2 separate regions of the Homo sapiens genome follow, and region 1 is linked to region 2. Evidence: read pairs that join two places in POLR2A ChIA-PET (ENCODE). Cell type or tissue: Caco-2. All regions are shown on one strand. Links, peaks and the distances in the headings refer to the core of each region. The heading gives the core; the rest is flanking DNA.

The links. ChIA-PET counts read pairs that join two places held together with the same protein. Peaks named below come from ENCODE experiments on the same cell type or tissue, not always from the same donor. Only the 100,000 strongest peaks of a DNase experiment are listed, where the experiment ranks them.
Region 1: POLR2A ChIA-PET joins it to region 2 with 11 read pairs; 2 of 35 experiments call an interaction of 5 or more read pairs at or near these places.

The regions. Positions count from the first base shown.
Region 1 is chr10:17,649,730-17,652,654 of GRCh38, reverse strand. All of the region lies in intron 1 of STAM (signal transducing adaptor molecule), which reads right to left. Among named protein-coding and RNA genes, the nearest start is that of STAM, 7.0 kb to the right of the region's middle. In Caco-2, for the core only: no CTCF peak of the experiment used is centred there; a DNase peak (open chromatin) is centred at 1,654; H3K4me3 peaks cover 171 bases.
Region 2 is chr10:17,365,261-17,368,185 of GRCh38, reverse strand. The region is part of intron 3 of ST8SIA6 (ST8 alpha-N-acetyl-neuraminide alpha-2,8-sialyltransferase 6); the gene reads left to right. Among named protein-coding and RNA genes, the nearest start is that of ST8SIA6-AS1, 20 kb to the left of the region's middle. In Caco-2, for the core only: no CTCF peak of the experiment used is centred there; no DNase peak of the experiment used is centred there.

The sequences.
Region 1 (2,925 bases), core at 272-2,771, 280 kb before region 2:
GCATTTTTTAAAAGAACACACTTAAATTCTAAAACCTGCCACCTTATTCAAAAACATAATAGCTAAGCATATTAAAACTTATTAAAAAGTTAACAGTTTATCTGATCAAATATAAATTGCCTACTATCATAGTTGAGTGCTATCTTACAGTTCTTGATTAATGATACATCCAGGAACATATGATACAGTTATCAGCAGATATTATGTTGAAAACTCATGAACTACTTTATTACTTTCCTACACATAAATAGAATCAGCATCTGATTCATATTTGTATGGATGGATCAGAAACACAACCCACTTCAGAAATCTAAAATTGTTCACATCATTTATTGAGGCTGTCTCAAAATCATCAAAATCAGTGGCACAATTCTTCTCAGTTATAAAAGAACAAGTATTTTTTTTTTAATCAGAAGGATATAAACTACCTACAACATGGTTCTGTGAATAGCAAATGAAGTCAAAACTATTTATTTTCTAAGACAAAAACAGGGTTTGTGGGAAAAGGAAAAGTGACAAAAATAACAGACTTGCTTCTAAAGAATTCAAAGCTTCATAATGATCTCATTTTATCCTGAGAATATCCTTACACTAATACTCAAAAAGAGGAGATTGAGAAATCTGCCCAGCAGTACCCAGAAAAAACATACACAGAGCCTCATTTGAATTTCAATAGTCTTTTCAAAAGATTAGAGAACTTTTTCTGATAAGCAGCAACTTTTGATTTTTCTCAAAATTTATCACTGTCAAAGATCTGGGGAGGTAAGAAATGCTGACAGGAGGACTTCGCATCACATTTAGGTGGTGAGGAAAGGACTGTCATTCAGTCAGCCCGAAGATGTAACAGTTCATTAAAAATGGCCAATGGAAAAGTAAGTCTGAAAGAAATTATCCTCTTTGCAAATCAATTCTTCAAAAATCTTTCATCTAATATCCCTGATCCTCCTGGAAACTGTATCTGCAAAGAAATGTAATCTGAAGCTCTGCTAACCAGAAAAAGAAGTAGGTATCAAAAGAACAGCATGGAAGCATTTCAGAGAGGAACATAAAACAGAAATGATAACCTAAAGGCATTAGAAAAAACAGCTTAGAGGAGAGGTAAAATAGGGACAGAAGAATCAAAGAATACAAGTTCTTAATCCAGTGGATATCAGATGGTTAACATACTTGTATTCTGAATTTTCACATTTCTCTCCTATGTTTTAACAGTAACTGATTGCACACCTTAGAATCCAATAGTCCCCACATCTATTTCTAACTTGATTATAAAAGGAGCTAAAACGTATCCATTGGTTACTACATGCCAGGTGCTATGCTAAGTGCTTTACATGCATCATCTCCTCAAAACAAACCTACTGAGGATTAATGAACAAATAGGTATGTCAAGCCAGAGGATCCACACCTGAAGAGCACAGTGGCATAAAACCAATAAGGAGTGAAATACACCTGCAAGAAAAAAGTGGAAGGTGAGGCTCAAGAGTCACAAAGAAGCCAAATATAAGAGGCCTTACATGCCCTGCTGAAAAGTTCAAAGTACTGTGAAAGCGGTAGATTCTTCAGAACTTTTTTTTTTTTTTTTTTTTTTTTTTTGAGACGGACTCTCGCTCTGTCACCAAGGCTGGAATGCAGTGGTGTGATCTTGGCTCACCGCAAGCTCCGCCTCCCAGGTTCACGCTATTCTCCTGCCTCAGCCTCCTGAGTAGCTGGGACTACAGGCGCCCGCCACTACGCCCGGCTAATTTTTTGTATTTTTAGTAGAGATGGGGTTTCACCATGTTAGCCAGGATGGTCTCGATCTGCTGACCTCATAATCCGCCCACCTCGGCCTCCCAAAGTGCTGGGATTATAGGCGTGAGCCACCGCGCCCAGCCCTCTCTAGAAATATTTTAAACGGAGGGGCCACGCGTACATTCACATTTTAAAAATATCACCATCAGCCATCTGGAAAATAACTAGGGAAAAACTGGAAGCAGGGAAGAACAGCTGGAAGCTACTGTACTAATCTGAGAGAGTGGTGATCTAAACCTGGAATCCTTGAGGGCATATTCGGTACCAGGGTATCTGGCACAGGGTAGACAGGATACATTTGTTGTTTAGAATGTAGAAAATTACAACTACAGAAGTCAAGAATTACTCCCAAGTTCACGACTTGTATGACTAAGTAAACTTAGGTACCAACTATCAAAACAGACAAAAAGCATAATTGAGAAGAAAAATTTCAAATGGTTTTGAACATGCTGAACTTGAGATATTTGAAGCCTATTCAACTCTGGTAAAGAGTCAGAATGTCATGTGTTTTCACAAGTAATCCTCATAGCATCCGCATGATGTATAATGGATATTGCTATCCCTATTTACCAAAGTAGAAAGTGAATTCAAAGGGGTCCTATACCTATCCAACTATACATTGTGTCCATTTACTAAGAGTAAATGCTGCAGGTGCAATTTAAGCCCAAAGCCCAAGGTCTTTCTATCATATCACACTTCAGGAGAATGTGACATTAACATTTAAGATTCATCTAGCTTATGATTTATGAGGCTGACTGGACTAAGCAAAGCAGACTAAAAAAATGTCCAAGTATGTAGGATGTGGACTGGCCCAAAGCAGTCTGACTGGGAACACAAATATTCTATTATAGAAACAAAGACATATGATGATTTAGCAGAGGCAGGGAAATGATTCAAAGATGCCTCTTGGGTTTCAAGTCAAGATAACTACAACACTAAAATATTACCAAATTGGCTGGGCCCGGGTGCCTCACATCGGTAATCCCAGCACTTTGGGAGGCTGAGGCAGGCAGATCACTTGAGGCTAGGAGTTCAAGACCAGCCTGGCCAATATGGCAAAACCCCATCTATATTAATGTAAAAAAAGATTTAAAAACAAACAAAAATGTTACCAAATAATGAATGAAGAGCCAGACT
Region 2 (2,925 bases), core at 191-2,690:
GACCTCAGGTGATCCACTCGCCTTGGCCTCCCAAAGTGCTGGGATTATAGGCGTGAGCCACTGCGCCTGGCGGAGAACATAGATTTTTGTGTTTTGTTGGTTATTACTGATGCATAGAACAGTGTCTCATGCATAGCAAATGCGCAATAAATATTTTTTCAATAAATATATGAAAATAAAAGGATAAGTGCTGTACGGATACGTAATAGATATAGGGGTGGTGCAAAGGAGAGTCAGGAGGGAGGGAAGGGTCAGCTCTGCTTATGTGTGTTCGGACAATTAAAGATGCAAAAGGTTAATAGCCACTCATATATGGTTTAAGAATCTTAGCAGGTGTTTTATGCATGCTTGCTTATTTACTGTTGTAACTTCAAGAAATGGTGAAATAGTGAATTTATTGGTTTTATCAGACTCTGCAATTTATAGGTCTTACTTGTAAAAACTGATGGTATAAGATCACTAAATTGTCACTTTCATCTCTCAATATTCTCTTATACATCTGGAGATTTCCTTGAAACTTGAAAAATGGGTCATCATTTTTTTCATCTTTAGAAATCTAACAGTGATTGTATGACAAGAGGAAATTCAAAACTCTTAAATATCAGACTCATTATTTGTTTATTGATTCTCTTTATCCTGGTGATATATTTGCAGGTTGCAGATATTTGTGAAGAAGAAGTGATATGGTTGGCTGTGTCCTCACCCAAGTCTCATCTTGAATTACAGCTCCCATAATCTCCATGTGTTGTGGGAAGGACCTGGGGGGAGGTAATTGAATCATGGGGGCGGGTTTTCTCGTGCTGTTCTCATGACAGTAAATAGGTCTCAAGAGATCTGATGGTTTTATAAAGGGCAGTTCCCCTGCACATATTCTCTTGCCTGCCACCATGTAAGATGTACACTTGCTCCTCCTTTGCCTTCCTCCATGTTTGTGAGGCCTCCCCAGCCATGGTGAACTGTGAGTTCATTAAACCTCTTTTTCTTTATGAATTACCCAGTCTTGGGTATTTCTTCATAGCAGTATGAAAATGGACTAATACACGAAGCTTCAAGATACTGAAAATTCTGTTTTGTATTTTGCTGTGAGCTACTGCTTGATTTTGGCATTGTATCAAATTTTCCATTGAAGTACAATTCAGTTACCCCAAAATAATGCTGAGAACTAACATCATAAATAAATTGCTGTTTGTGCTATAAATTCTTGGCTGATCATTCAGATCTACCATCTGTGCTTTTTCTTCTTGCTGCATGTCCTTGAGGCTGACTTCCTTGGACTACATTAGTTGGACCCTCTTTCTCTTACCCTTTGGGTTCTGGTTAGGTTTGGCCTATGGGAGTCATTGGCAGGAGAATGGAAGGTGGAAAGAGAGACAGTTTGGGGGATTTACTCCCATGGATCCCTCTCTGTGGGCTGGGATTAGGGATGACTGCATCTTCTACCAAAGGCTACCACCCTTGTCTTCACCTACAATCACAGCTCTTTCTGGGTCACCTGTAGATTTGGGGGTGGTAACAGCTCTCTTACTCTACCCTGTTGACGGCCCTAGTGTGCTCCACCAATCTATAGCTTTTGCTACGTCACATCCCACCTCTTTGTAAACAGATACACCATTCCCTCTTGGTTGGCTGAGGTTAGTCACTGCTCACAGCATTTCCTAGCACATCTTAAGTATATACTTAATACCAGTACCCAATAAGTTAATTTTGTAGAACAAAGGAAGCATCCCTTGAAAAAAAAAAAGAAAAGGATGCCTGGCTTTTTCAAATAATACAGTACAGCACTTTGGAGATTTCACTGGGGCTGTGAAGAAGTACATTGGCATCTTCAGGAGTTAATCTCTGAAGCTGTGTTCTAATATTTATTTAACTTGTCTTAGGGACATTTAAAGATATGGAGAAAATAAAAGTTGCAGATCCCTTTTTCCCATGCTGGTTGACAATACCCATGACACTCTAATTAGAAGTTACCATCGTGCATAGCTGAAAACAATGTAAATTGAACTCTTCTACCTTTAGTGGATGAAATGTCGGTGCCACTGCATAGCTCAACTCAGTCTACCAGCCACACACTTCTCCTAGTTTGGCTTTCATACACTCATTAGCTATTCCTTTAAAGAGTATTACCCAGTGGAAATGATTGACTGTATTGACTGAAAGTCTTGTAGCACTGTACTCGTTTGCAGAATTTTTTCAAGCAGAGCTGAGCTCTTCAGGGGCTTGGTGAAAATGCTGCAAAAGACTTTTTGATCTACACAGAACATCACTCAGAAAACTACTGACTTAATATTACTGTGTTGTTCCCACCCATTTCAATGGATGAAAAATGGCTGGCTTTCACCATGAAGAGATGTCATAGGAAACCAAATTGGTATCTCAGCTGCTTACATAAGACTAGTAAATCAGTATCTCCAAGATAACTTCTATGTACTTAGTAAGTACCCAATACAGTAGTTCCCCTTATCTGCATGGGATATTTTTCAAGACCCTCTTTGGATGCCTGAATCCACAGATAATGCAGAACCCTATGTATACTATGTTCTTTCAGTTTCATAACTGAGATGGCTACTAAGTAACTAAGTCAGCAGGCAGGTGGCACAGACAGGGTGGATCTGCTGAATGGAGGGATGATTTACATCCCAGGCAGGATGGAGCAGGATGATGTGAGATTTCATAGCTCACTCAGAGCAGTCCACGATTTTAAACTTATGAATTGTTTATTTCTGGAAGGTTCCATTTAATATTTTTGGACTGTGGTTCACCATGGGTGGCTGGAACTGAAGAGGATGAAACCATATGTAAGGGGGAACTACTGTAAATATTTAACCATTTTATTAATTAACCATAAATTATAGTGCTTGAAAAGCCCTATTTATATCTTAATTGAGATAAAAGTAGTCACAGCATGTGGGTCTTCATCTTCAAAGA